Linked DNA regions of Homo sapiens: regions 1 and 2 are each linked to region 3. The links are chromatin loops, found by intact Hi-C in ENCODE. Cell type or tissue: heart left ventricle. All regions are shown on one strand. Each heading gives the region's core, and the rest is flanking DNA. Links, peaks and the distances in the headings are about the cores only. Region 1 holds the start of LINC02622 (long intergenic non-protein coding RNA 2622). Region 2 overlaps UNC5B (unc-5 netrin receptor B). Region 3 has its middle 130 kb from the start of LINC02622.

What was found. Hi-C counts contacts between places; a loop is a spot of excess contacts. Peaks named below come from ENCODE experiments on the same cell type or tissue, not always from the same donor. Only the 100,000 strongest peaks of a DNase experiment are listed, where the experiment ranks them.
Region 1: a loop joins it to region 3, with 2.8 times the contacts of the local background. A loop is called at or near these places in 6 of 110 quality-filtered maps.
Region 2: a loop joins it to region 3, with 6 times the contacts of the local background. A loop is called at or near these places in 4 of 110 quality-filtered maps.

What each region holds. Positions count from the first base shown.
Region 1 is chr10:70,936,068-70,945,736 of GRCh38, forward strand. LINC02622 (long intergenic non-protein coding RNA 2622) reads left to right here and starts at 2,986. Exons shown (of 3, transcript NR_134313.1): 1 at 2,986-3,113. In heart left ventricle, for the core only: no CTCF peak of the experiment used is centred there; a DNase peak (open chromatin) is centred at 4,974; H3K27ac peaks cover 535 bases.
Region 2 is chr10:71,255,505-71,265,173 of GRCh38, forward strand. All of the region lies in intron 1 of UNC5B (unc-5 netrin receptor B), which reads left to right. LOC112268061 (a long non-coding RNA gene) reads left to right here. Exons shown (of 2, transcript XR_002957083.2): 2 at 1-3,905. Among named protein-coding and RNA genes, the nearest start is that of UNC5B-AS1, 42 kb to the left of the region's middle. RefSeq lists an enhancer at 4,193-5,045. In heart left ventricle, for the core only: no CTCF peak of the experiment used is centred there; DNase peaks (open chromatin) are centred at 4,857 and 5,357; H3K4me3 peaks cover 652 bases; H3K27ac peaks cover 2,500 bases.
Region 3 is chr10:71,060,959-71,070,627 of GRCh38, forward strand. No RefSeq gene overlaps it. Among named protein-coding and RNA genes, the nearest start is that of LINC02622, 130 kb to the left of the region's middle. RefSeq lists an enhancer at 966-1,731. In heart left ventricle, for the core only: a CTCF peak has its summit at 3,652 (motif pointing left); a DNase peak (open chromatin) is centred at 2,763; H3K27ac peaks cover 1,549 bases.

The sequences.
Region 1 (9,669 bases), core at 3,444-5,943, 120 kb before region 3:
AGAGGCTGTGAGATGCGCTAGAAACAGCAGAGCCTCCTTCAGGAGACAGGGCTGTGCCGGCCCCACCCGACCCTCTCCACCCTTGGCCTCAGCCACCCTCCTTGGACCTCAGTTTCCTTCTTTGTCAACCATGGATGCTGGCCAGGCCACCCTTCCCAGGCTTTTTCCTGCCCCAACATGCCAGAGAGATCTGCAGCCTCTCTCCGAGCCGTGACTGGGCCTCAACTGGCCCGACTCCTATGTGCACTTGGGTGTGAGGTGGGAGGGGCTCCTGGGACAGGAGACTGGATTCTGGCCACAGCAGCTAACCCTAATGGGCCCCAGTGCTGGGCCATGAGCCCATGAAGTCCTGTGCAGCATGGCCTTCCAGGTTGCTGGTGTCTCAGGCTGCCAGTTTCCCGAGCTCTCTCATCCCACAGAGGGCCCTGGGGCAGTGGTGGGAGGAAACCCCGAGGGTTCTGTGTTTGTGGAGGAGCCCGCATGAGGAAAGGCATTCATCTGTTTGGGGTGCTGGAACCCTTTACTCACTAATTCCAGAGGTTCATCCAGGTGGCCTTAAGATAAAGAAGTTTATTGGGAGGAGAGATGGAGCCAGGAGCCAGGCAGCTCAGGACTCCTCCCTGCCGCCTCTCCGCCTCCTTCCTGCCTCACCTCCAGGGTCTCTGACTCTTCTTCTACTTGTCTGCTCCATCCTCCACCCTCCTCCTCTGCCCTCTTGCTCTAGCTTTTCTTTTTGTAGAGATGGGGTTTCACTGTGTTGCCCAGGCTGGCCTTGAACTCCTGTTCTTAAGCGATCCCATAGCCCTATCTGATGGTCTATTGCCCATGGGGCAGAGCCCTCAGTGCCAGTTCACATGATGGGCCTGGCTGCCTATGGGGGGTCATTTCCCCATCCAGTCAGTGCCATCTGGCAGGTGTGGGTAGGACCATCACAGCTAGAAGAGGACATGACACCCTGAGTGACATAGCAGGACATGGGGACATTGTGCAAGGCTTTCTGGAAGAGGAGAAGTCGGGACTTGATCTTGAAGGAGAAGCAGGATTTTAAAGTGTGGTGAATGTTCTGTTCGTAGCTCAGGGAATGCTAGAAATGTGGGCTGAAGAATGGTCCACCTAGAGGAGTCTCAGAAGCCATGGGGTGAATGGATCAGAGCGACCGCGGGGAGAGGAGGAGGAGGAGAGGAGGAGGAGGGATTTGCAGGCCAAGGGTACAAATCTGTAGAAGGTTTGCATTGCAGGAGAAGCTCAGGGGCGAGAGCCACTTAGGACTGGGACAAGAGTTGGAGCAGTGCTGGAATGGGGCTGTGTGTCCCAAAACCAAGGGGAGTGGGCGGCAGCTGTGAAAGAGTCCAGAGTGACAATTGGGAGGCTGAAGGTGACCTGGTGAGAGCAGCTTCTATGGTGTGGTAGGGCATCACCTGATTGCAGGGGTGAGGGTGTAGACACAGCAGGCATAGGCCTCTTTGGATGTTCATGAGTGAGAAAGGGCCCTGACACCTGAATGCTTTGCATGCCCAAGGTGAGCAGTGAGAACAGTGAGTGGCAATGCTCATGCCTGCCTCTCCTGGGGAACGCTTTGGGGTCGGCATGGTCTGGACAGAACCAGAGGGAGGGCGGTGGGAGTGAGGGTGGAATGCCCTAGACCAGGGTGTGGGAGGCCGCCCTCCTGGGAGCTAGACACCCCTGTCTGGGCTCTCCACTCTCCCTCTGGGTGACCACAGGTTGCTTCCATCTCTGATCCTATTTCCTTATCTGTAAACTGGGGATAGTGATTCTGCTCTGCCCCTGCCTCCCACGGTCATGGGGATTGAAATGAAGAGTCATGGTTTAGCCCACGTGCCTATTTGTTGATGGGTGGGGCTGGGGAGGGAAAGGAATGACCACGGCTTCATCATTCACCAGCACTGAAGGCGAGGGGGTGACCTGGGTGCCCGTCCAGGATGCAGGCCCAGGGCTCCTCCCTCAAGGAAGCTGCAGAACAGAGATGACCCTGCATGGTTGCTGGGAGAAGGCAGGTCTTGAGTGAGTCTGGCCCTGAGGGGCAGGGTCTTGGTGGAGTGGCCAGTTGGCTTTGCTAGGCCTGGGCTCCCTAGGTTGACCTGCCCTTGCACAGCGTCTGCCCTTTAACTAGGAGCCTTAGCCTGAAGGAGCCCGTGGCTGATGGGAGAGTTTCCGGCATCCTCAGGTGGGCAGGTGAGTGAGAGGTGAAGTCCTGGGTGAGGCCCTACTGAGAGATCCCAAATCGATCTGAGGATCCAGCAGCCCATTCCGCAGGGGGCTCCCTTTGCTCTGCTTCCAGAAAATTAGGGACAGTGTGGGAGTCAAAGGATGGCTGTTGCAGTTTGGGGTGTTGGGCAAGTCTCATGGGAAATGACTGCTTAAAACAGGGGCATGTTTTGAGTCCCAGGCCCTTGCTTTCTACGGGGTGTTTGTGGGGGCAGGGGCTTCTGTCTATCATCTGTGAGGACCACACACTGCCTCCATTCCAATTGGCAGTGGGTGGGGCCCTCACCCAGCAAGAACCAGAAGGAGGAGCAGAGACAGCTTCTGTTGAGGTCTGGGCACTCATTTGGGGGGTTATATCTCCCTGGGAGCCAGGAACAGTTGATCCCGCAGAGCTTGGTCCCTCGTGGCCTCTCTGTACCCTCAAAGTTGCCCATGCCCCCAGCTTTTCCACCTGCTTCCTGGGCTCCCGGCACCTCCTGCTGGACCTGTGGGCAGGAGCAGGTTGGGATCAGACTCAGAGGCCTTGGCTCACTTAGGTGTTGTGCTGAGGGGCTGGGGTCCTTGTTTGCCAACCCCCACACTCCCGCTCCACCAAACCAGTTTATGAAACTGCAGAACCACAGTAAACTCCTTCCCCTGGCAAGCCAAGGTGGTTGGGCGGGGTTGGGGTGACAATATGTTTCCAGGGGCCCCAGGGTTCTCTCCTCACAATTACCCTGCTAGAGACAGCCTCTGATGATCCAGTCTGGCCATGTCACCAGGCTGAGAGGGACGGCCCACCCAACAGAAGCCACAACAGGTCCCCAAAGAATTTCTGCAGGCTGGGACTCCTGAGTGAAATGAAGAAGTGGGATTCAACAGAGAGAAATGTGAAGTCTGCCAGCTAGGTATGAAGGGCCCATGGCTCAGCTTGAGGGAAGTTTGTGCAAAATCTGCTTGGGAACGTTTGTTAACTTCACACGAACTAACAGTGTGAGCAGCTGCCAAAGCCCTGTGCAGGTTTGCATTGCATTAACTGTTGACATCGGTCTGGCTGTGCACAGACCTCAGCCCGAGTGAGGGACCCTACCCTTGGATAAATGTTGGTGAACTGCCCTGTGTCTTTTGGAGAGGAGTGGGTGGTGCCTGGGCTGCAGAGCCAGGCCAGGGCAGGACTTGGGAGGAACATGATGGAATTCTCAAGGTCTGAATGTCTGTCTGGGGGAAGGAGAATTCCACTTGCTCCAGGTGATTCCTGAAGGGAGAGCTAGCTCCAGAGGGTGGGGAGGGCCAAGAGGTGATTTTCAGCTCAAATGAGGAGAAGTTTCTAGGTTGCCACTCTCCCCCAGTGGCTGCTGGAGGCACAGGGGCAGGAGTGAGTGTCTCAGCACTAGCAGCAGTGTGAGCAAGGGATGGTGCTTTGTCACATGTCTTGCACATCCAAGGTAACCAAAGGACATTTAGTCCAAAGGATTCCAAAGAAAGGGATGACTGAGCCCTGCACCTGGGGGCTGACAGTATTGTCTGTGAGACTTGACTCAGACAAAACACAGAGAGGAAACGGCAATCAGTGGCAGATTGGTTCCACCTTTCTGGAAGAAGCTGGTCTCAGTTAAAGCTGCCCTGCAGTGAGCAGCAGCCTGTCCTTGCAGGAGTGCAACTGAGACCAGATAACCTTGGGCTGGAAAAGGGATTCCAGTTTCAGGCATGAGGAGGGGGTTGGATGTGAACAGACAACCTCTGCGGTTCCTTTGAGTCCAGAGTTCCTCGGCAGAGAAAAACACCCGCAGAACTCTGAGCGGCACACAAGGTTACAGAGGACGGAGCAGAGATCCGAATATAGCTGGCGGGAGGAAGGCGGCAGCGGGCGAGGGGAAAGTAGGTCCTTGGAACAAATGAGGTGGGGCATGAAATTAACGAGGCTGGAAAAGGGCTGAGCTCAGGGACTCCTTTTTAAAGACTGTCTTTTAGTAAGAAAAATGAGGAAAAGAAATTTGGGCAATGGAGATATAATGGAGATTGTAAATGTAGCTATTGACAGCTGGCCCATTGGCCGGAGAGAGGGGCCGCTTGGAGAACAAGGAAGAGATGTAGATCAGTGGGTCTGGGGTGACCCCAGCATGGCATGCAGGGTGGACAGGAGTTGGCTGCTGACATCAGCTGCCCACACCTTGAAGGCTGCTGTGCTCCAGCCCTTGAGCTGGGCCATTCTGTCCCCCTACTGTCACGCACTGTGCTGTGACCTGTTTATCTTATCCCCTGACCTTGGCACGTACTCATCCCTCACTGGGCGTGCCACTTTTCTCCTTTTTGCCTTTCTGGGTTTCACCCCAATCACTCAGCTGAGTCCCTGCCTCTCCAAGAAACCTTCTCTTATGGGCTCATAGCCCACACCCAGTTCTGTTCTGAGCATCTGGGGGCCATTCCACCCACTTGGCGCTTGGATGGACACATTCTTAGGAGCTCAAGCAGCCTGTCTGTGCAATGGGGGAGGGCCTGTCCACCAGGCTCGGTCAGCAGAGTGGTTGGAGGACATAGGATGGACAGTTATTTGCCCCCATGGTGCTGGCCCTCTGGAAATTTAGAGTCCCTAGAAGCCCCGCCATGTCCTGCTTCTTACCTGTGATGTAGGGGTGGAGATGGAGGGGCTTGAAAGGGCCCCTGGTGGCTTTCCCTTCCCTGGCCACTAATCCAGGCTGCCTGCTCCCTCCTCCCAGCCCTGCCAGCTGGCCAAGCTTATCCTGTGGCCCTGTCCAGGTGACAAGGCCCTGGAAGAGGGCCAGCCAGCTGGACTTCTCAGGAGCTGTCACCAGAGCCCCAGAATATGGGGAGTGGAAGGAAGCACAGAGGCAGCAGGGCCCTTCTCTGGGGAAGACAACCAGGGACACTGGGAGCCTGAAACCAGAGCCATTTCACACCTTGCCTATTAATTGCCAGATTGATTTTGGATCCCAGTCTCCAGGAGGACCCAAAAATCAATCCCCTCCACTCCATGCTTCTCTGGGCTCAGGAGTCGTTCTTAAAGCTGCAGCTGTCCTGGCTGCTGTGGCTGAACCTTCCTGTCCAAGAGCAGGCTGTGGGTTTCCAAGCATGCTCAGGGCTAGGCGGCGGCTGTTGGCTTTATTCCAGATCCACTGATCTCTGTGTAGGAAGACTCTTACCCTGAAGGGGAGCCATGGGGTATGATTGGAGAGGTGTTAAGAAGGCTCTCATTCTCAAAGCTCCCTCCTACCAAGATGCCCGATACCCGTAATTCCACCATTAGGAAGTCATTTCTTTGGATACATTTAGGTCAACAGTCCCAGCTTCCAAAATATGGAGGCCCAGGAGAAGGAACACAGATTAAGGCTGTACCATTGCAGTTCCTTGTGAATGGAGGCACTGGAGGCCTCAGGGCATCAGGAGAGCTCTGTGTGAGGGGTGGGGAGGAGGAGGCAGATGTCAGGGCGTGGGGGAGGGAAAGTAGAAGTTGAAGACCACCCAAGAGGAGGCTGTGGAGGGGTGGTGAGCAAAGGAACAGTAGGTACCCCCAAGGCATTTCCCACCTGGGGGGCTGCTTTGGGGCTGTGGTGCTGGGAGACTGGCTCTGTGGCAGGTGAGATAAGATGAAGGAACTCCCGTTGGCTGGGTACCCTCTGTGCCTCCAGCCTTTAGCCAAGCACAGTGGCAGTCTGATGTCACCACCACCCTGTGGGAAGGGCTCCCACAGCCTTGTTTCTTAGATGAGACACTGAGGTGGTGCATGAGGCTGGGTGACCTGCCCAAAAGGTCACACAGCTGCTCCTGCAGCATGGGGGCTGGAGCTTGGGTCCGCCACCTCTTCATGCCATGATTTCACTGCCTCCCGCCTCCTCCGCAAAAGGGGCCAGGAGTTGAGGAGGCTTCTAAGAAGTTGGGAGAGCCGGAGCATAATGGAAGGGGTACCTGAGGTCAAGGACGCCATGATTTCAAGAAGCTGAGGCAGGAAGTTCTATGACCCGCTGATGTTAGAAGCTGGGGACAGCCCCTGGGCTTCTGTCCTCAGCCTCCCTGACATCCTGCCCTGTGCAGAGCCCGCACATGTGTGAAGGCCTGGTGGGCAGGTCTCCTGCAGCCTCAGCCCAGTGGCTGCTGCCTGCTACTCCATCATGGCTGTGGAGATGTGGGCTTTAGGCAGGGTCACTGCAAGTCACCCTGTGTGCTTAGGGACATGGGGACATCATTGCTCATCCCCTTCCCACATGGACCCAATTACTGATGCAGCACTGCGTGTTCCCACGGCCACCAACACGGGCCTCATTCCTGGTAGCATCACAGATGGACAAAGAGGTCCTGGGCCTCCCTCCACCCCCCCAAGCCCATTATGCTAATTTCAGGTGTGTCTCCACTTTGCCAGCCTGGAGGGTGGAGCGTGTGTGTGTGTGTGTGTGTGTGTGTGTGTGTGTGTGTGTGTGTGTGTTGGGGAGGGAATGAGGCAGCAACTGCAAGAAGTTTGGTGCAGTTACAGGGAACAAGTCTCATCTTTGCCCAGCCTGTGAGCCCCTTGAGAGCAGGGGCCATGTCTGTTTTCCAATAACTGACCCCGAGGGCCTGGCATGGATGTGGGTACTCAGTGCATGTTTGTTTAGTGACTGAATGGCTGAGTGAGTGAATTAGGAATCTCTTGGTGGCCATCTGAGTCCTCGCCCAGCCACAGCTATGCTGTGTGGCTTTTGGTGAGTTGCTAGATGTCTCTGTGTGCAGATACCTGAAAATAGTGCCAACTGGGAAGAATGGCTAATGACAGGCATGTGCTGAGGGGATAGTGTGGGCAGGAGGGCTCTGCAGTTTGTGGAAGGTGCCCGCAGTGTAAACTGCTGGGGACACTGGGGTCTCTCTCTTTTTCCCAAGGCAAGGCTGACACGGTTTGGAGCACAGTGTAGTTTTGAGTGGGAGGAGGGGGCTGTCCTAGGCTTGGTTGGGGTGGGGGCATGTGGACTGGCATTGGAACTGAAGGGTGACAGGGAGGGCTGGGTCGGGGCTTGGCCAGGGGTTGAGGTCAGGGGATGGCTCAGGCAATGGCTGGGGGCTCACGCGGATCCTGAATGAAGAAGTTGGTCAGAGCTGGGTACAGCTGGGGTTGGCTTCAGGACCTCAACTCAGGGCTGGACCAGAGGTCTCACCAGGTCAGGGCCAGTGTCAGCCTGGGGCCAGTGCAGATTCTGTCCAATAGGAGCACTGGGAATGGCTCACTGTCCTGGCCTCATTTGCTCTGAGCACATAAGCTGAGTGGGTGGATAACCAAAGCTTTCTGAGGGTGATGGCCTTGAAGAAGTCCTCCTGTCCCCAGGTTGTCCTCGGGGAAGCTCAGGGCTGCCCAGGGACCCAGGGGCCATTTCACCCTGTCTGTGTGTTGTCAGGGGAAGGACAGAATTGCCCAGCTAGCACTGACTAGCAGCTGGAGGGTGGTGTCATCAGCATTTCTCACACATGCACGACACTCTATAGTTTATAACCCCTTTCCTACCCTGCATCTTCTTATCCTCTCCACAGCCCTGAGAAGCAGGCATGACAAGAGAGGATGCCCGTGTTACAGATGAGAAAAACAGAGGCCCTGGGAGGAAGCTTGCCTAATGCCACTCAGGAGGTAGAGGCAAAGCTGGGAAAGGCCCTGGGTCCCCAGACTGCCCCTCTGGAACTCCACATGCAGCCACCTGGCTGTCCTGCCCGGGATGCCATCCGCAGGCTAGGCTGGCGCTCATGCCCATGCCCTGCTGTCCACTGACACCCCGCAGAGCTTAACACCCCGCTGAGCCTGCCCTGCAGCCCTTGCCAAGTCTGTCCGAGTGGCCTCAGTCATTGGCAAGTCACATTGCTGACATCGCAACTGCATAAAATTAATTTATTTAGTTAAGGGAGGTGTTAATTAAGAGTTCTCGTTTATTGTCTTTGCAGACAGCTCTCGGGGGCTTCTGAGTTGTCATTGCTGGTGACAGCAAAAGCTAATGGTATCACAAGTTATTAATAGGACGGTGTGAGAGGCGGAGGGGCAGGAGCTGGGGCTGTGGGGGATGGGAGAATGGAGAGCTGCGGGAGGGGAGAGGATGGTCCCCTACTTTCTTCTCACCAAGTTGGGCTCCCCTCTGCAAGCTGATCCGATCACAGGCATTTTCTGGGGGATCTGGGGTTTGCTGCCAGGCCCCGTGATGCTCAGGATTTTGTGAGTCCTGAAGGAAGTGTCCCCAGGCCAGTGCCCACCCACTCCTGCTGCCCCCATTCCCCCAGTTCCTGGTGTTTGCCTTGAGGAGTGTTGGCTCTCACATAAAGAGCTCATTCTTTGCTTGCTTTGTCTCTTCACTTACCCTAACCCTGAATATCTTGGGGTGCATCTAGTGACAGTTTTAGCTCTGCCTCCCTAAAGCTTAGCACAGAGCTTGGAGCTTCATGGGAGGGCAACAGACATTTGCTAAGGGAATAAGGGGTCCTCTGCCCCCCAGCTGGTCTCCAAGTCTGGCCTTCTTGCTGAGTGATGTTGGGGTCATGGGTGGGGATGGTGGGAGAGAGAGGGCAGGTGGATCCACGACTCCACAAGTCCCCAGCCTCTTTCAGTGCCCTCAGCCTTGCAGCCCTGGAGATCCACAACCTGGGGAGTGGATAGATCTTTGCTGATGAAGGTGAGGTGTGCGCAGGTATGGGCAGCCAGGTGTGGGGCAGGCTTGCCAAGGTAGGGTAGTGAATGGGGAGTCATCAGTGAACTCTGCACAAGGACCACCATGGGGAAAAGGGAAGAAGAGATTTTAAACTATTTTTAGCTAAACAACGATGGCTGCAAATCAGCCACTTGGTGCAGTGGAACAAACACAGCCAAGCAGCTCAGACCTGCAGGCCTGTCCCTGACAGTCTCCGTGACCTTGCGAAGGTAACTGCTCTCTGGGCCTGGCTTCCCATCTGTGAAGTGGAGGACTGGGCTGAAATTGACAAATTTCAATGCCCAATGTGTTCCACACCTCCCATGTCCTGCACAACTCACCTTCCAGTAGATGTGCCAGGCCCTTCATGGTTATCATCTCAAATGCCTACAGCTTCCCTGTGAGGGAGAGTCAATTATTACCCATTACAGTTGGGGAAACTGAGGTTCAGATGAGAAAACGGAGGCCATTTAATTTGCTCAAGGACCCATAGTCAGTGGAATTTAAACTCAGGTTGGTGCTCTTTCCAGAATATCAGCTTATCTCCACTGATCACCTGGGATGGGGCCAGTACAAGGGAGACCCTGCGTTAGATGTGGGCTCGTTGACCAGGGCAGGCAGAGCTGAAAGGAAGAGATCAGAGCACCCATTGGATTCAATGGGCCCAACTGCTGAGCTCCTGGGGCATGGGAGGACAGGTTCTGAGACCATGATGGGACCAAACACACCCTGCACCATGAGTTCCAGCAGCCGCCTGCCCCAACTACCTCCTGCCTGCCTTTCCTCCTCTCATCTCAGAGACACCGTCATTCATTCA
Region 2 (9,669 bases), core at 3,950-6,449, 200 kb after region 3:
GCTTGGGGCTCTCACTTCCAGGGTCCCTAACTTAGAAACACCCCCGGGCTTTAGGGACAGGCTTTACTAAGAGGCCACTCCTTGTTCGTAATTAGCGCCATCCATCCCCAGTCAGATCTGGAATGAGCGGAAGCCCTTTAAAGTAATTTGCTCTTTTAATATCACCCCTGTGATCTCATTTAATTTTCTCAACCAAACTTCATTCACAGAGGAAGCCAAAAGCACTCCACCAGCCCGGACTGAATTCTCACCCTTTCCAAACAGTGGCTCTGGACTTCTGCAAGCTCTGCTGAGATTTGTCTGGCCTCCAGCAGCTTGCATCCGAAGCCAAAGGGCTGTCTCTGTCCAACAACAAAAGGCAAGAGCATAGTGTAAAAGCTGTGGCTTTAAACATAGGCAAGCAGCTGCCACTGCCTGCTCTGAGCCCCCACGGTGGGGAGGAAATCGACTATGTATTGAGTCATACGCCCTGGCAGGCTCCGTGCTGGACATTTGTTCGGTTGGGCGGGGGCATGTTCTCAGTGATCCTTCTGTGAACCCTGTGAGATTGGTATGAGCACCCATTTTACAGATAAGGAAACTTATCTGTAAGCTCTGAGTTGCAATGACTTGTCAAGGTCCCTACCATAGCCCCTTCTTTGGAAGATCTCCAGGTGACATTGCACATGGAGCTGTGGCACTGCTGTCACAATGTCATACCCCAGAGGTGAACAGGTGAGTGGACGAGTACCCGCCACACCCCTATGCTGCTGCCACTCACACAGCCACTCCCAGCCCTGGCCCCAGCTCCTCCAGGAAGGGAGCCTCCCTCCGCTGAGCCAGCAGAGCTCTCAGGCCATTGGCAGCTGGGCTCAGGAGAGCCATGGTGATTTATGGCTGCCGCGTCTCCCCAGTGCCCTGCCTGGGCCCAGTGTACTTATGGACTAATGGAAGCTCGAATGGAGGGAGATAATTCTGCCAGGAGCTGGCTCCAGTGACAGGGGCAACCACCATTGCCTCAGGGCAAGGATAGGTTCGGGAACAGAGGGGACTTGGGCAGAGGCCAGAGGCAGAGGCGCTGAAGGCTCTGAGAGCAGATGGAGCCCAGGTGGGGACTCGGGCGTGCAGAGGGTGGCACTTCCTGGCAGCCCAGTCCCCAGACTGGCTTCTCCAGGGCCCCCAGAAGGGAGCCAAGAGGTGGGCCAGGAGCCCAAGGCCCCAGAGGCCTAGCAGCACACCTGCCCGTGCATTTGGTGTGTGGGTTTTGATATTCTTAGAACATCCAAGCTTCTCACCTAACCCCCTCAATGATAGATGGGGAAGCAGGGGCCCAGAAAGGGTCAGGGACTTGTCCAGGGTCACACAGCATGTTAGTTACTGAGCTGAGACAAGAACCCTGGGATGTCACAAGAACACGGCAGCCGGTGTGGAGTGGAGAGGAAGACCTTGGGCAGGGTGGGCAGGAGGGTGAGCACAGAGCAGGGAAGGTGCAGGAAGACGACAGTCATGGTCAGGGATTAAAGAGGATGCTAAGGAGGAGGCTGGGACAGCCCCAACAGCGGGGCCCAGAGGAAGGGGTGCAGCAGCTGGCATCGACCCTCCTGGTAAGGGAGGGTTAAGGGGGACCTGGAAACCCACAGCCCCACTGGGTTCCCTCTGTGAGCCAGCAGGTGCTTCCTGGGGCTCTGCTGGGCCCTGAGGGGTGAGCACCCCCGGATCCCACCTAGCTCCTTTCCACTGATGTCCTCCAGCCAGCATGGCCCACCACTCAGCTCTCCTGAGCCTCTCTCTGTGTCTTCTTAAATGGGACCGTTATGCCTACCTCAAAGGGTAAGTGGGAGGTAAGTGAATAGGGAAGTTCAGGTTGAGAGAAAGCCGAAGGGAAGAAGAGACGCCCACCTCAGTTCAGATGTCTCAGGACCCCTGGCACCTCTCTTGCCCCCTTCCCCCTCCAGGCCCACCCAGGCGAGTCACATAGGTTGCTAGTGCCTCAGTGTATCCCATCTGTGAAATGGGCTCCCCTCCCAGCCCCTGGCAAGAAGGCATATCCCTGACTGGGTGGTGAGCTTCCTCCTGCATGCCAAGCCCACACAGCATCTTCGAGGAGCGCCTCGGTGGTGAGCTGCACCAGCCTGGACTGAATTCTCACCGTGGAGAGATGTACATGCCAGGTGCTCCTTGGAGGTGCTGTGTGGGTTTGGAAGATGTTTTCCATGGCTTGGGGCCCAGCAGCCCTCTGGGGCCTGACAAGGAGTGAGGAAACAACCGCGCCTGTTGTAGGGCAAAGAGGAACCTCTGTCCCCTCCCTGGAATCACTGCAGGCTGTGGCCAGGTGTGCAGGGAACTCTTTCAGGTCATCTGGCTCAGTGGCTTCCACAAACACCTAGAATCCGTGCTGTGCATAGGCACCTGCCTGTGCTAAAGCCGTTTGATATATGTGAGCTCCTGGAGGTAGGCAATGTTCTGATACCCTCTTTAGAGGTGGGGAAACAGAGGCCAGAGGCTTGAAGTGCCATGCCCAAGAAACACGTGCTTTCACTGGGAACTGTTTTTGAGAGTTCACCTGATGCCAGGTGCACAGGAGCTAAGGCATTACTTATCCTCTAGGCTAGGGACTGTTAGCCCATTTTACAGGCGGAGAAACCAAGGCCAGGGAGACAAAATCACCTGCCTGAAGGCCCCACAGCTATCGATGCCGAGACTCTATCCTGCGGATGTTGGGCTCTTTCCACTGAGTAAGGTTCCCTCACTCTCTAGTGCCACATGGGGTGCCCTCAGTCTGGGCCAGGGCAGGGCAGATGCAGGGCCCCCCACTCCCCTCCTAGGATACAGGAATCTGTATTGCCTCAGGCTTGTCTCTGCCCACCTGCTGGCCAAGTCCAGGACAGAAAGAGAGGGCTCACAAATTGGGAGACTCTGGGCTGAAGACCTGGTGGTCTCAGCCATTTTTGTTTCTTGAGGGTCCCAAGACCACCCATTCCTCCTCCAAGCCCAGCCCTGTAGCTCCTCCAGGAAGCCTGGCCCCTTCCTGAGCTGTGTGGCCAGCTCTCTATGCTTCTTCTGGAACCTCCACTCCAGAGCACCTGAGAGCAGCAGGACAAGCCGTGGTCTTGGGCAGCGTCCTTTCAGAGGAGGAAGGTCCAGAGAGGGGAAGGGACTTGTCCAAGGTCACACAGCTAGCGACATCCCAAGCAGCCCTGCTGGAGCTCTTCAGAGAAAGGACAGGAGGAGCCAAGGGTGAGCTTGGCCAAGCTGGCACCCACTTGCCTCCAGAGTCACCAAGGTCCCCACCCTGCCCCAACATTGCCTTTTCCCGAGGAGTTGATTCCCAACCCAGCAGAGGAGCTGCCAGATGGGTAAAGACCCTCCTGCTGAAGAACTGAGCATCCCAATCCCCTCTTGTCCTCCCCGCCCAGTGGCCAGCCAGGTACTGCCCTGTCCAGGAGGCAGCTGACAGGCAACAGGGAAGAGCTGAGCCTCAGGGCAGGCAGCCCGTGTGAGGCCACGTGAGCCCAATGTCACCAGGGTCCCATCGGGTGAACTGGGATAGAATGGCCCAGCCTTTCCTCATGGGCAGGGTGGAGGGAGGTGAAGTATGGCCATTCATTAGAAAAGTAATGACTGGGCCGGGTGCAGTGGCTCACACCTATAATCCCAGCACTTTGGGAGGCCAATGCAATAGGATTGCCTGAGGTCAGGAGTTCAAGACCAGCCTGGCCAACATGGCAAAACCCTTCTCTACTGAAAATACAAAAACTAGCCAGGTGTGGTGGTGTGTGCCTGTAATTCCAGCTACTCAGGAGGCTGAGGCAGGAGAATCATTTGAACCCGGGAGGCAGAGGTTGTAGTGAGCCGATATGCCACTGCCCTATAGCCTGGGTGATATAGCGAGACTCCATCTCAAAAAAAAAAAAAAAAGGAAAAGAGAAAAATAATAATGACTAATCTTGGACTTGGGCAGCCCTTCATAGTTTATGAAGCACTTCTGCATCTATAAGAGAATGTGTTCTGTTCACCCATTCAAAGACTAAGAAACCGAGGCTCAGAGAGGCAAAGTGGCTAGCCCAGTCACACAGCCAGTTAGACTGTGGGGAGGACTTCAGCCTACACAAGGTCAGCGTGAGTTTACTGAACGCTGCAGTCAGGCCCTGTGCTTGATACATTCACATACATGACTCTGTTTACCATAACGACAGCCCTGGGAGATTCCTGTGGATTGTCCCATTTTATAGAGGAGGAAATATAGACCCGTGACTTGCCCAGGCCCCACAGGGAGGGAGTGTGGAGTTCGGTAGCTCAGCCATAGCCAGGCTCAGCCAGGTCAGTGGGCGTGGGTCCCTGCCCAACTTGCTGAGGGTCTCAAGGGTGTATTCTGCCCACCTCCTGAGTTTGGGGTAGATAGCCCAGGGGACTGGATAGGGGCAGCTCGGAGTCTGCCCATCGTGGCTGTGGGAACACTGCCTGCTGGGGACAGTGCCTGGAACAGCACAGTTTGGGTTTAAGCTGGAGCCTCTAGGGGACAAACAAGCCAACTGCCAGGCAGGAGCTTCATCATGGTAGCTCCTGGTGGAGAGAGGTAGGGGGGGCATGAAGCATCAGGAGCAGAGGCACTGATGCCCTCTCCTTCCTGTGGCCCAGCATGGGGGTGGCCACCGCTCTGGCCACTGCCCAAGGGGGTGGCTTCTCTGCTTTTGCCAGCTGTCTCCAGCCTGAGATCCAAAACTCAGCTTGAGAAACCACACCTGAGAAATCCGGCATTCCATTCCTTGCCAGGGGCCTCAGGATAGGGGAGGCAAGCAGGGGTGCTCGGGGACCGCCTTTCCCCACAACCCTAGGGAGGAGGTGGAGTGGGTGGAGGCGAGAGAGGCGGGCTGGGCCCGGGAGCACGGAGGCCTCTAATGGCACCGGGTGTGGCCCATAGTCCCGCTGGCTAGCTGCCTTGTTTCCTAATTAAAGTGCCCTTATGAAAATGCCCTCCGGTCCAGGCCCAGTGCTGCTGGGTGAGGCAGGCACCTCCCAAAAAATCTCAGCAGCTTTCCTGTCTTCCCTGCAGGGCCTCTGGGCTCAGGGCCCTTGGTCATCTGGGGGAGGCTGGGGGGCATCAGGGCTATGTTCACCCTGTTATCGTCACTGTGCTCCCAGAAGCTGTTCTCTGCCATCCCATTGCTGAAGGCAGCAGGCCGTCCTCATTAAAGAGCCTCGGCAGCCAGGATCAAAGGCACTATTGAAGAGGCTCCTAAGAGCTGGGGGACGCCAGGGCCAGAAGACGGGAGGAGGAGGTAGCAAGGAGACTGAGTCACTGCAGGCCAATTGTGATGAGTGGGCAGTGGGTGGCTGGAGCCAGGTTTTCAGGCTGGGAGGAAAGCCCAGCCAAGAGGCCCAGGAAGGGGCGGGCAGGCAGCTGGGAGCCCTGCGGAGAGGTTGCTGCTGTTGCGCTGGGACACCTCCGCTGCTGAGCAAGACTGCTCCCCCGCAGCCCTTACGAAAGCCACCTTCTGGTGAGGGCAGCAGAGCAGCCGGCTGGTTCACTATTAGGGGCCAGCGTGGGAATGGGGAGAGGATGGGACCTTGAGTCCCAATCTTTCCATTTGGGAAGCCCATAATTGACAGGGCTGCACCGAGGGTGGCAAGCTGGCAGTACCTAGAGGCTGTCATTATGGAATAAGGGCCCCTCAGTTCTTTAGGCAAGTCACCCCAACTCTCTGGACCCTGTTTTTCCCTTGGGTTGAGTGAGGGTGAATAGGGATTAATGAGATGGGGAGGGGGTGGAATATCTTCATCACTTGATTGGTTGTGGCTGAGTATAGTCCTGTGCTGAGAAGGAGGCCTTGTCCAGATGTGCCACAATTTATTAGTGATGCTTGCCACAGCCTCAGGATTGGCCAGGTGGCCGTGCATTTGCCCCTAGACTAGATTGACTCTATAGCCCTTGCACACTCTAATATCCTGAGATTCTGAGGCTGACAAAGCCCAGGCTGGCATGCAAAAGACCTCCCAAATGCTGGCCCTGACTTCCCCAAAGGACATCCTTCCCTGAGACGTCAGTGGAAATCTGAGCCTCAATTTCTTCATCTTTCAAAGGGAGAGAAGGACTCAGCTGGACCTCTCACCTGCCTCAACCTGCAAAACACATCATTCTTAGTATTAACCGAGTCCTTCCTTGTGCCCCTCCTTGTGCCCAGTGCAGTGAGGAGTGCAAGATGGAGTGTACCTACACTCTAGAGTCTTGCCCTGTGCAGGCCTGGCTGGAGCCCTGCATCTGCCTCTTACTGGCTGTGTGACTGGGGGCAAGTTATTTTAAGCACTGAACCTTGGTTAGTAAAATAGGGGTAATGGTACCTGTCCACAGGGTTGCTGTGCCCATTGAATACAACTACATAAAGCCTGTGACCCCAGGCCTGGCACAGAACACCCAGCCCTTAGATGGGGGCTCTGACGGGAAGGGTTACAAGAGAGGCCTCAGTTGACTTCTTTGCCTATTCTGACCTTGGCTTTGGATGGGAATTTGGACGGGGGTGGGATGGGGTAGGGGGGAGGTGGGAAGATAGTTTCAAAGCAACACAGGCCCAGACTGTTCGCTCTCAACTCTCCCGAGACCGCAGCCCCAGCCTGAGCTGGCTTCTCCATAAACTCCTGGTCCCTTCCTTTAACCAGCCCCATAAAAAGGGAGTGGGGCAGGAGGGAGTCTGGCTGCAGACTTTGTAATTTGGCTTGGAGGTGGCTCCTGTTCGTTCTAACCAGGCTGTAATTACGGCTGGCACCCGACACCCCCTCATTACCGGAGCCTGGAAGGAGGACTCTAATTATAGCATACTGGGTCCGGGCTGGAGTGGGTTGGGGGAGGGAGACCACAGTGGAGGCCTGTGTAGGCAGAGAGAGACTCTGAGCTGGCTGGGGGGATGGGGCAGGGCCAGGATTGTGGGGGGGCTGTCCTGGGCTCCTCATTTGTCTTGCTTTCAGAGTCATCGTTGGGAGGGATGGGGCATAGATCGAATCCAGGCCACTTCCTTGGGGAGAACAGGACCCAGAGGAGCCCGCCCGGGAGACTCATTCATTCATGCACGAAGGATTTATTAAGCATCTACTGTGTGCCAGGCTGGCACTGGGTTACAGCAGTGGGTAAACAGGTGCCATCCAGCCAGAAATGATGTTCAAGGAGAAAGCACATTAAAGCCATCTTGCTGCTGGAAATATCTGAAGAAGTCCACATTGATGGCAAATGGCCACCATCATGAGCCTTGATTACCCTCTAGTCACCCCAGTCACTCCCCTGAACCCCCTGGGCCTCACTTGGCACAGCAGGGCCCCAGGACCCTCCCCCAGAACCCTGTCAGACTGTTGGCTGCCCACGCAGGTTAAATGTGTGGCTGTCACTGAGCCTCTGCCCTGGGACCACACAGTCGATGGGGGCACAGACATTAAAGGAAATACACAAATAAGTATATAACTTGAAAAGGTAATGAGGGTAATAAGGAAAAGAGATGCCAGACGAAGAGCCAGGGCCCTGGTTTAGGTGGGAGTGGTGCAGTCAGGGCTCTCTGGGGAAGTGAACTTTAAGGTGATACCTGGAGAAGGAACAGGGTTTAGCCAGGTAGGGGTGGGAAGGCAGCATTCCAGGTGTCTCCATGGAGGCTTGCAGCCTGGGCATCCTACGTTCTGAGGTGTCCCCACACCGGGGTGGAGGCAGTGGGGTTTCTCCTGCATGTCATACAAAGAGCACTGGACTAAGTCTGTAGACTTGGTGCTCAGGCCCAGCTCTGCCAGGAACTGTGTGGCCTCAGGCTAGTCACACCCTCTGTGGGCCTCAGTTTCCTCATCTGTCCAAAGGGAGGCCCCTTCAGGCCACAAGCCCTCCCTCCCCAAGCCTGAGGTTTTGAGGAGTCCAGCAAGTTCTGTTCAAATGCCACTTTTCGGGATGCCCCTGATGACTGAAAGGCAGCCAGGGCACGGGGGAGGGGGCCAGAGAGCTCGAGCTGAGAGCTCCAGACATCCCATCCCCTTCTCTGAGTTATTAAGAGCCACCCGGAAGCAGACACAAAGAGAATTGTCCTGAGCTAGATAGAGCCAGCCCCCAGCCCCCAGCCGAGAACAATCAGAGAGGAAAACCAAGGCCATTTGTCCAACACGGAGTGCGGCAGTGACAGCGGCTGGGAAAATGCCGAGTATTTCTCAGCTAAAATTAGCCACCTACTAAACCTTTACATCAAGGGCAACCTGAAGCCTCTATTGTTTTGAACTTGGAATCCCAGAGGACTTGGGGGCAGGGCTTCTCAGGAGAAGCAAATGACCATCCCCTCTCCCAGGGGCTGGGCTAGCCAACACCAAGCCAGTCCTTGAGCCACAGGGGTGCCCAGTAAGGTACCAGGGGACAAACAGACAGACAGGGAGGGAGTCTAGCTGCCCAAAGTCACCAAGCATTGGTGGCTGACACAGCTTCTGGTTGCCCCATTTGAGACATTCTTCCTTCACCAGTGATATTGATGTACTCTGAGCTAAATGGGTGGCAGGGAATGGGGAATGTTGAACTAGAAGAAATTGCTGGAAATATAAGAAAATAACTCTTTATCCTTTCCAGAGGAAGCAGTCAGAATGGGCATCCCTATTTGCTAATGGTGGATAGTTCCTGCCATTGGGGTGGCAAACCTGGCTTAGAATCTTTCCTCTGCCACTTAGTAACTGTCTGACTTTGTACAACTTTAGATAAACAATAGAGATGGCTATTGATACCAACCTCATAAGATTGCTGCAACAATTAAATGAAATAATGTAGAAGATATAGGTATTAGCAATGGTAATAATAAAAACAAGAATGCCGCTTTTGTTCATTAAGTCTTTTTAACATGCCCAGCACTCCTCTAAGCTCATTGCGTGTATTAACATGTCTAATCCATGCTAGAAATACTATTACCCCATTCTGCAGAGAAGGAAATGGAGGCCCAGAGAGGCGAATTTGCAGGAACACAGGTGATGGCCATCATTTATTGTTATTGCCACACAGCAGGTCCTGATTCCGGCTCAGATAGCGAAAGCCTGGCACCATGCTGCTGTGTAATTCCTTCAGCTCCTTTTGAAAAGTCTCCAGCTGAATCATAGAAGTGTTAAGGAAAAGGAAGCTGACATATGTTAAGCACCATTATGTGCACTAAGCGTTTGATATTTCTGTCGGGAGGCAAGAGAGCATAGAGCCGTGTGTGGACTGGCGGCAGCACCTAGACATTTCTTAGAAATGTACATTCTCAAGGCCCACCCCACACCGACTGAATCAGAACTTGGGGGCAGGAGCCTGGGTTTTAGCGAGCACTCCAGGTGGTCCTGGTGCAGGCCATGGTTTGAGTACCACTGGCACCAAGGTTAAAGAGGATGGACTTGGCCGGGCGCCATGGCTCGTACCTGTAATCCCAGCACTTTGGGAAGCCGAAATAGGAGGATTGCTGGAGCCCAGGAGTTTGGGACCAGCCTGGGCAACATAGTGAGACCCCTGTCTCTATAAAAAAAAAAAAAAAAAAAAGAGTATGGGCTTAAAGTCAAAGAGACCCAGATTCAAATGCTGACAACCCTGCTCTGTGACATTAGACAAGTAACTTAATCTCCCTGTGCCTGCAAACTGGGGCTAATGATAAGAATACCTACCAGAAAGAGTTGCGGGGAGGGTTCAGTTAGATAATTATTCCAAGTACTTGGCGCAGAACC
Region 3 (9,669 bases), core at 2,504-5,003:
GCTGAGGCTGGGGGCAGCTCCACTGGGTGGCCCCCTATGGCACCACTGGCCCACATGGTACCTTTGTGCTCTCGGTAGATTGTCCCACACTGGGGAGTGTGGCTTGGCGACAAGAGTGAAGCTGGATTCCAGCCCCCATAATCACCCCCTCAGACAAGCAGCTTTGTGCAGTTAACAACCTGCCCAACTGTATGTGGCAGGCTTGCTGTCGAAACTAACTGCCCAGGTTGGTCCTGAGGTCTCTCCCAGCCAGACGAGGGCCTCTGGTAAAATGGTAAAAGCAGGAGGGTCCTCTTGATTCTGGGAAGAACCCTTAACCCCCTCTGGCATGAGTTTTCTGATGTGTAAACAGGGTGTGATAAGAGGTAGTTGGGCTGATTTGATGAGATGCTAGATGTTTCTACGTTTTAAACTACAAAGTGCTACATAAATATTAATTTTGGTTAGAGCTGGTCACCCACATGCTCCTTCTCAGACCTGTACCTGCCACGCTCCAGGGTGTGTCTACCAGGTTTCATCCCAGAAGACCCAGCCCAGCTCAGGTCTCCCCTGTCAGCAGGCTGGGGTCACTAAACTCACAGAAGCCAGGAAGCTGAAGTCCCTGTGTCATTCTCCATCGTGGCCACACTGAGGAAGGACAGGGACAGCTCCCTTTCCCAGGCAGGAAAGCCAGGCCCCTGCCTGCCAGGTCAGGTCCACCCCACCCCCAGCAGTGACCTCCTCAAATCTGCCGCCCCTCCTCTCTCAGCCTTTGCTGCCACAGCTCCTCAGCGGTTTCGGCTGGAGGGGATCTGAAATCACAGGGGAGCCGTAGTCCAATCTTTCCTTCTAGAGTCAGGGCAGTAGAGTAGAGGGAGCATACGGTCCCACCACGGAGTGAAGACCGGAGCCCAGGCCCTGACCAAGAGCCCTGCTCTTTCTGCAGCTCCGGGGACTCCTCCAGGGCAGGGCCACAAGAAGATGTCACTTTTCTCAGCAGAAATCTGTTTCAGTGTCTTCCAGTCTAATTCCAGAGCTCAGAGTCTCTCTGCTTACTTTAGCCCAGCCCTGAGGCATTGCAGAGGGCTCTGGGATGTTCCCAGAAACTCAAACCTGGGCTTCCATTGTGGGGGAAGGAAGGACACCCCAGGCTCAGAACAGGTAGATGGGCTGGCCAAATCCCCATTCAGGACTGGGGTCAGCCAGCTGCATCTCACTCAGGCCTGGTCTCTGTCGATGCAGCTTGCTTCATCACAGACCCAGGCAAGCCCCTCCAGGACCCCCACGCCCAGCTGGGATGGCCAAAGCAATGCAGCCACCTGGGGACACTGAGGATTTCAGGGCTGCTGGGTGGTTTCCTTTCTGAAGCTGTAGCTCACAACCCCTGGCTCTCTGGTGGCCTGGGGCAGCCAGCCTGGCCCTCAGCCCCGGTGCTGGGCCCTATGCCGGCTCTCCATCAGCCATGAGGGGTTTCAGTGCCATGCTCACCAGCAATCACAGAATGGCAGAGTTAGCATATAATTTACTTTTGAAAAATAAATTAGAGTTGATTCAAGGCCACCCCTGGAATGCTGCCCCTCTCAACTGCTTGCATTCTGATGCTAACACGGGAGACCTTGATAATAGCGATAATAAGCAATAGCTGGTATTTATGGGGTACTTACTCCGTGCCAGTCACTATGCTGAGTGCTCTGTCTGCAGGATCTTGACTCTTCCTCTAACAATGCTGAAAGGCAGTGACTACTGCTACCCCCATTCTTCAGATGGGAACACAGTCTCAGAGGCATCACCCTTGCCAGCAGCTGCAATAGGGTTTGGACCCAGGCCTCTCAGTCACTGGGTGGAGTCCAGGAAGACTCCAGAAACTGTTTCTGACCCAGTGCCACAGTGTGCGCTGCACTTGGGAGGGTCACCGTGCTGGAGGTCTTGATAGAAGGCCCGGCCCCCCTGCAGTTCCCTGGGCAGTGCCAGAGTCCGGGGAGCCCCTCCATGGTGGAGCCCCTGCCTCCTCCCAACAGCCTTTCGCTCCCTATCTGTTTCAGCCACTCAAATACTATCTTCCTTCCCTCTTCTTCCCCCATGACAACACGAGTCATGGCCTGCACGGCGGGCTTTGCGTATCTGCTTGAGAGAGACCAGCTGACAAGTTCTGTTCTGTTTGGGGATCCAAAGCTCATTAACTTCACAGAACATTCTAGCTGCTTTGGTCTGGTGGGACAGGCACAGGTGGGGTGCGTTCCAGGAGACAGTGAACATGTGGAAGGCCTGAGCTTCACCACTCTCTCCCTCCCACCCCCACCAGGGCCTGAAAGCACTTTTCTCTTTCCAGGGCTTCCTGGGAATTGCTTATCTTAATTTACGTGGGGAAACTGAGGCTGTTTTCCCTGCAATCAAGTGCCTCCTCCTCTTTGTCCTAGAGATGGCCAGAGAAAACCCTGGCCCCTACATTTCTCAGGGCTGAGGAGGAGAGAGAGGAAACAGAGGACATAGAGCTGGGAGCATTTGTTTTTCCTCCACAAAGCAACTCATTTCTTTAGGCAAATGAGCTGGAGAGGGGAAGACACCGCTGGAGACCAGCAGTGATTAATTACAAAGGAAATGAGTGGCCAGCACAGCCAGGGCTTGGGGCGGGAGGCAGGGACAGGAGGGTGGGCTTGGGGCTGGCTTGGCAGCACCAGGGCCCAGGGAGGCCTGAACAAGTGCAGGCTGAGCTCAAGGAGTGCCTGCCTGGCGGACCAAGGGACACAGGGGCCGGCCTCCAGGAGGCAGAGAGGACACACTCACACAGAGCAGGCGAGACCCGAGGCTGAGAGGAGGAGGCAGGAGGGTGTGCAGGGAGCCCGGACATTTCCTTCCAGGATGTCCACTTGCTGCCCACCCAGGTCCCAGGCCACCAGCATCTCCTCCAGGTCCTGCCTTGTCCAGATGCTTCTCTTGCCTTTACATCTAGCTTTGCCCCATCCAGCATTGTCACACTACTCTCACTTAGATCCCAGGCCCTCTTGTGCCATTCCCTGACAAATGATATTAGAAGGATAATGTGAGGCCAGGCGTGGTGGCTCACGCCTGTAATCCCGGCACTTTGGGAGGCCAAAGCGGGAGGATCCTTTGAACTCAGAAGTTCAAGACCAGCCTGGGTAACCCCATCTCTACAAAAAAATACAAAAATTAGCCAGGTGTGGTGGTGTGCGCCTGTAGTCCCAGCTACTCGGGAGGCTGAGGTGAGAGGATGTTTTGAGCCCAGGAGGCAGAAGATGCAGTGAGCTGAGATCGTGCCACTGCACTGCAGCCTGGGAGAGACCCTGCCTCAAAAATAAAAATAAAAGGATAATATGGCAAGGGGCACATCAGGGTTAAGTAAGAACAGGGAATAAACACTCGTTCGATCAATGACTTCTAGTGGCAAAAATAAATGACCTGGCAGCTCACGCTAGGGGGTCACAGTCTTGGGTGTTGCTCTCAGCTCTTACCCCACGTGGGGTTGAGCAGAGGAGTTAGGGAGTTTAACTGCCTCATTCGTAGACCAAAGGCCAGAGAAGGGCTGTGGTTTGTCCCCAGCCACGTAGCTTATCTGTGGTAGAGACAGGAGTGGATTTGGTCTCCTGATGCCCATCAGGACTCTTTGCATATTCTCTTAGAGTGCCTCCTTCTGGAAACTTCCTGCAGAGCATGCTTGGCTGCTGTCCCCTTAGAAAGCCACCTAGCTCCCCCTGCAATTCCTGCTTGGGGAGCCTTAGTTATTGCATCCATCCCATAGGTATTGACGAGTGTCTCCCGTGGGGTGCCCCTTCGACTCCAGCTCCGTCCAACTCACATTTCCACCCCTCCCCAAGAGGCAGCAGGTTTCTTCTCCAGTTCTTTGCAGCACTCTGGCCCTTGCAGGGTTAAATGCAGCAGCTCCTCCCTCACTCCCCACTAACGACAAGCTTCCCTCCACGTGATGGGACACTGACTAAGAATAGAGTTTACCACTCCTGGGCTCTGCTCGGAAACGCTGCCATGACACAAGAGTTTTCCATGTCTGCCGCTCCTCGGTGTCCCAGGTCCAGGGCCCTGGAGCCTCCTCCTCAGCCTCACCAGGCCATGAGGCTGAAGGCCAGCACCATGTCAGCCTGCTTCTGAAGCCCAAATGGGGCCCAGGAGGAGTAAACAAGGGGGAACTCGCCACCTCAGAAAACTTGGTGATTTGGACTATTTGAACAGACACTATTGAGAGTCCCTCCGCGTGCACCAGGACAACCCGAGTGCCCTTTGTGCATCGGATCCTCTCAGCCCATTGCTCGGCAGAGGCAATTGAGTCAGAGAGGCAAGGGACATGTCTGAGGTCCCCCAGCTGCTAAATGGAGGAGCCAGGATTTGACCCCAGGGCTCGTTCCTTTCGTGGAGGCAACACCCACAAAGTGAAACTGGGTTTCCTTTTCACCTCTCCACTGCCCAGTTGCAGCCTCCTTACTGCCCTTTCTCCATCCCACCCCAACACTTGCCAGTGACCCTGACAATGAAGGCCAGGTTTGGTCGACAGCAAGACCATAGAAACCTTGTCTGGGCGGATGAACATTTTCATGGTGGCGGTGTGTGCGAGGCGGTTAGGAGCACAGACTCCAATTGCAGATTAGCTGGGTTGGAATCCTGGCTCTACCACTTAGAGCTGTGTAACTTTGGGTGAGTTATTTCACCACTCCGTGCCTTATTTTACTCAGTTGACAACTGTAAAATGGGAGCGTTCTAGGTTGTGAGGATTAACAGAGGGCCCCACATCTCTGTGCTCTGTTACTACTGCTTGGTTGGCAGAATGAGGGTACACAGTGTCAAGTCCCTGTGTGGTAGTGGTGCACAGAGAGGGGCTGGCCAGGCACAAAGAAGCCTCCTTCTCCAAGCTTCCTGGATGACTGGGCAGTAGCAGCCAGTGTGTGTGTGTGCGTGTGTGTGTGTGTGTGTGTGTGTGTGTGTGCCTGCCTGTGTACATGCACCTGTGAGCATGGTTGGATACTTAGACTCCTAGAATGAGAAGAGACCCCGGGGGGGTCACATCCTATCTCCCCTCTACTGCCACACCCAGTTCAGAAATCCCCTCCACATCATCTCTGACCTGTGTTCCCTCAGGCCTCGCTCACCTGCCTCCCATGACAAGAAGCGTGTCCCCTCCAAAGGCAGCCTGTCACCTACTGAGAGGCCCTGGCTCTTAGAAGGAACTTCCCTGTGCCTTCCTTCCTCCCTTCACCTGAGGGCCCCAAGTCAGTGCAGGCTTGCTGGCAAGGAGGAAGGGTCTGAGCGAAGCCCCTGCCTCTCCCAGGAACCCATCCTGGGTCACCCCGGCCCGCCAAACTGTCTCCCTCCTCTGACTTTCCCACTGATAGCAACTGTCTCCCCTTAAGAACGTTTCTGTTTCTCACCAGGTCTCCTGTCACATGGGTCCTGTTTCCCCAGCCAGACAAGGAGCCTCACGAGGACAGAGGCCTGCCTTCTTCCTCACACCCTCGGCCCTGAGTGAGAAGAGAAAGAGAGAGAGAGAGTGCTTAGAACAGTGCCTGGCCCGTGATAAGCGGGTGCCAGCTATTATAATAAGAAATACTGTTGTTACTCTTCTTATTTCCATCATCATAACCTCCACCCCCATCTGCCATGGTCTCCCCAGTGGCATAAATCAGTGCGCCCCATGGTGAGCTCCCATCCTGCCCCTCATTCAGCCAGGCGGGCAACAATAGGGGTGGAGCTATGGGGCCCTCCCCACCTGCCAGGTCCTGTTCTAAGCATCGGTCCTCGCCCCTGAGAATACTTCCATTTCACAGATGAGTAGACTGAGGCACAAAGTGGTGAAATCACTTGCCTGAGGTGGGCGGCTATAGTGGCAGAGCCGGCAGGCCGTAGCTAGAGTCCGTGCTTATAACCACATCTCTCTCCACCACTGCAAGTGCTCAGAGAAAGGTTTGGCCCTCGGGAGACCACGTGTAAGCAAGACAGAGGTGCATCCAACACTTAGGGCCGGTTCTCCAACACTGAGTCTCCTGAGCCTGGACTGGAATTGAGCTGTCATTGGGCTCATCCTCCTGCCCCAATCCTGGTAAAAGTCCTGGAAGTCCAAAGGGAGCCTTTGGAACAGGGTGACTTTGTCATGTGTCCCCTGCCTCCCTGGGGGAGGTGTGAGAGGGAGGGGAGTTCGATGAGTGGGAATGTGTCAATGTCGCTCCTAGGTGAGGAGATTAAGACCTTCCTGGGAAAGCAGAAACAGTCCAGCTCTGGAAACATGTTCCCCATCACACGGTGACAGCCTGCACCCGACCTGCAGACACTGCTCTACCAGCGCCATCAGCCAGCCCAGAAAGCGCACACACCCACACACGTGTGGGTGATATTAAAGTCATATTTTTGGTTGCTGGGGAGGCGCGGTCGTCACTTCCCCTGCCCCAGGCAACCCGCTGCCAGCTCCCCTTTTACTTCCCCACCCCACCGTGGAGTGCTTGCCGTTTGTATTTATATAGATAAATCGGCCGGGCTAATTAAAGTTCTCTTGCTGGAGAGTGAGGGAATTAATAAAAGAACTTGGAAAGGAGCCAACTGAAAGCTGGGGCGCTCAGAGCTGCAGCCAGGACCCACTGCACAAAGGAGGCCGGAGGATCCAGCAGACATGAGAGCTGCCTGGACCGGCCCGCTCCCACCTTCCTCAGGGAAAGCCAAGGATGTTCAGGGGCCCCAGGAATGAAGATGCAGGCCGCAGACACTCACTGTGTGTCTTGTGCTACAATGCCACATAACATGCATTCTCTTACCTTCAGGAGGTGTGGCTGCAGCTCTGAGTACTTGTGGTGGCAGGGAGAGATGTGATTAGAAGCATGGACTCTAGCTACAGCCTGCCGGCTCTGCCATTGCAGCTATGCCACCTCGGGCAAGTGATCTGAACGCTCTGTGCCTCAGTCTACTCATCTGTAAAAGGGAAGCATTATCGGGTGCAAGGATTGATGTTTAGAACAGGACCTGGTAGGTGGGGAGGGCCCCGTAGCTCTGCCCCTGTTGTTGCCCGCCTGGCTGAATGAGGGGCAGGATTGTGAGGTCCCCATGGAGTGCACTCACTTGTACCATAGGGGGGCCATGGTAGATGGGGATGGAGATTATGATGATGGAAATAAGAAGAGTAACAACAGTATTTCTTATTATAATAGCTGGCACCCGCTTATCACGGGCCAGGCACTGTTCTAAGCACTCTCTCTCTCTCTTTCTCTTCTCACTCAGGGCCGAGGGTGTGAGGAAGAAGGCAGGCCTCTGTCCTCGTGAGGCTCCTTGTCTGGCTGGGGAAACAGGACCCATGTGACAGGAGACCTGGTGAGAAACAGAAACGTTCTTAAGGGGAGACAGTTGCTATCAGTGGGAAAGTCAGAGGAGGGAGACAGTTTGGTGGGCCGGGGTGACCCAGGATGGGTTCCTGGGAGAGGCAGGGGCTTCGCTCAGACCCTTCCTCCTTGCCAGCAAGCCTGCACTGACTTGGGGCCCTCAGGTGAAGGGAGGAAGGAAGGCACAGGGAAGTTCCTTCTAAGAGCCAGGGCCTCTCAGTAGGTGACAGGCTGCCTTTGGAGGGGACACGCTTCTTGTCATGGGAGGCAGGTGAGCGAGGCCTGAGGGAACACAGGTCAGAGATGATGTGGAGGGGATTTCTGAACTGGGTGTGGCAGTAGAGGGGAGACAGAATGGGACCTGTGGGTCCCTTCTTATCCTAGGGGTCTAAGTATCCAACCATGCTCACGGGTGCATGCACACGCGCACACACATACACACAGGATTAAAAAAGAAAGTGGGATAAACACCTTTTGGAGCGATGGCTTCTCGTGGGCCAAAATAATGCAAAATAAAGATTCTGTTTAGTTGTGTTGCATAGGGAAGAGGCCTTGCCATGAGCGAAAATACCTCCTTCTCTGAGCATCCCAGATAACTGGGCAAGAGCAGCTTTCAGGCTGCCAGGTCAGGCCTCCACCCTTCAGACCGGAGACCCAGGGGCCGCAGTGCCAGGATCCTCCCAGCTGGGCTCCCAGCAATACTTTCGGTGCCCACAGCTTCCAGGACAGGCCATTTCCTCCTGCCTAATGAGTCAGCTGCCAATCCCTGCCAGAGGCCTGGGGAATTGCCTGCGAAATAAGTCCCGACTAATCCCTGTAGTTGGGAGTCAGGGATGCGGGCTCTCCAGGACAGAGCAGGCCTGGGGTTGTTGGGATGATGCCCCATCCTGTCTCCTGGCCTCTTTCCCACCACTCAGGCTTCAGTGACTCCTGGTGTCCCTGCTGCCCTCCAGAAAGGCTGCCTGCTGAGCTGTATTCCCCACAACACCTCCCTTTGCACTCCCTAAACCTTTGTCTGCAGAAGGCAGGGAGCCAGTGGGAAGCACTCTACGTGGGGGCAGGGACCCCTGGACAGTGCCTGCCCTGCTGCTGGCTGGCTGTGTGACCTCGGTCATGTCCAGCCCTGTCTACAAGAACTGGGCTCTTCTCTAGGAGCCGCCTTGTAGCTCAGCCCTTTGGGATTCCAAAATCAACTCCCAAAGGGCCAAGAAGGAAAAGCCACCATTGCAGGTCTGCATTTATTTACCCAGAGGAGCCAATTGGCTCAGAAACGTCAGTCCCGTGAAGTCTTGGACTCCAGCTCAGATTTCTCCTAAAGCTCCCAGAAGCTTCCTCAGCCCTACAGAGGGGAGAATGGTGTGGGCCGAGTTCCTGAATCCCCAGGGTTCCCCCAGTCTGTCCTCAACACAGTGAGGCTCCTCACCCCCAGAAGCCCAGTCCTCCAGGAGGGGCACACAGCCCTCCCTGTCAGTCACAGTGTCCCATGTCCTAACCCGCCCTCCCTCCCATCACGTAGGCCTCAGCTCACCCATGCTGTCCCTCACCATCTTCTCAGAAGCAGCCACCCTGCTGCCCACCTCAATGCTATAAGCCTTTTCTTGTGTCTTCATAGCACTTATCTTTATCTGAAACTTCTCTATTTGGTTGTGGTGTTGTGGTCTGTTTCCTCCAATGAGAAGGAAAGCTGCTCATCTGTTCACTGCCACAGCCTCAGCACCTGGCTCCCGAGGAATTTTGTAAATGAGTAGGTAAGTAAATGAGTGGATAGACATATGGAGGAAGCCCCTGAGGAGATGGCCGCCAGCGCAGCCTGCAGAGGCAGGGGTCAGGCCGGCCAGGCAGAGGCCAGGGCACCCCAGGAAACAGCTGGGCCTGTTGGAGCTGGGCCCTGGGCCTGCCACCTCCTGTTTGTCAGCCCCTGCGGGTGACGGCCAGGTCCCCTGAGCCCTAAGAGAATAGGGAAACTGGGTGGGGGCAGTCGGAGGAGGAAGGATGAGCCACATCTAACTTTGGGACAATGAGAAAGCGAAGGCCACAGGAAGAAGCAGAGGAGGACAGGAAAGGTGTGAAGGACCATCACTCATCAGCGGGACGGCTGTCCAGGTGGCTCTCCAGGCGGCGCATCCTTCCCGTTATCTCAGCGCCGTGACGCCAGGAACACCCCTCCCTCCGGGCCAGCCCTATGGCCCCCGCCGCTGGAAACCTCGGAGATTGGGGAGCTCATTTAGTCCTAACCTCCATTGTGTCTGGGCCGGAAGGTGAGGCACAGAGAGGGCCAGGGACTTGCCCAAGGTCACAGAGCAGACGTGGCTCTCCTCACACCCCAGCCCATGGCAGGGATGTGCACATCAACACCCCGACCTCA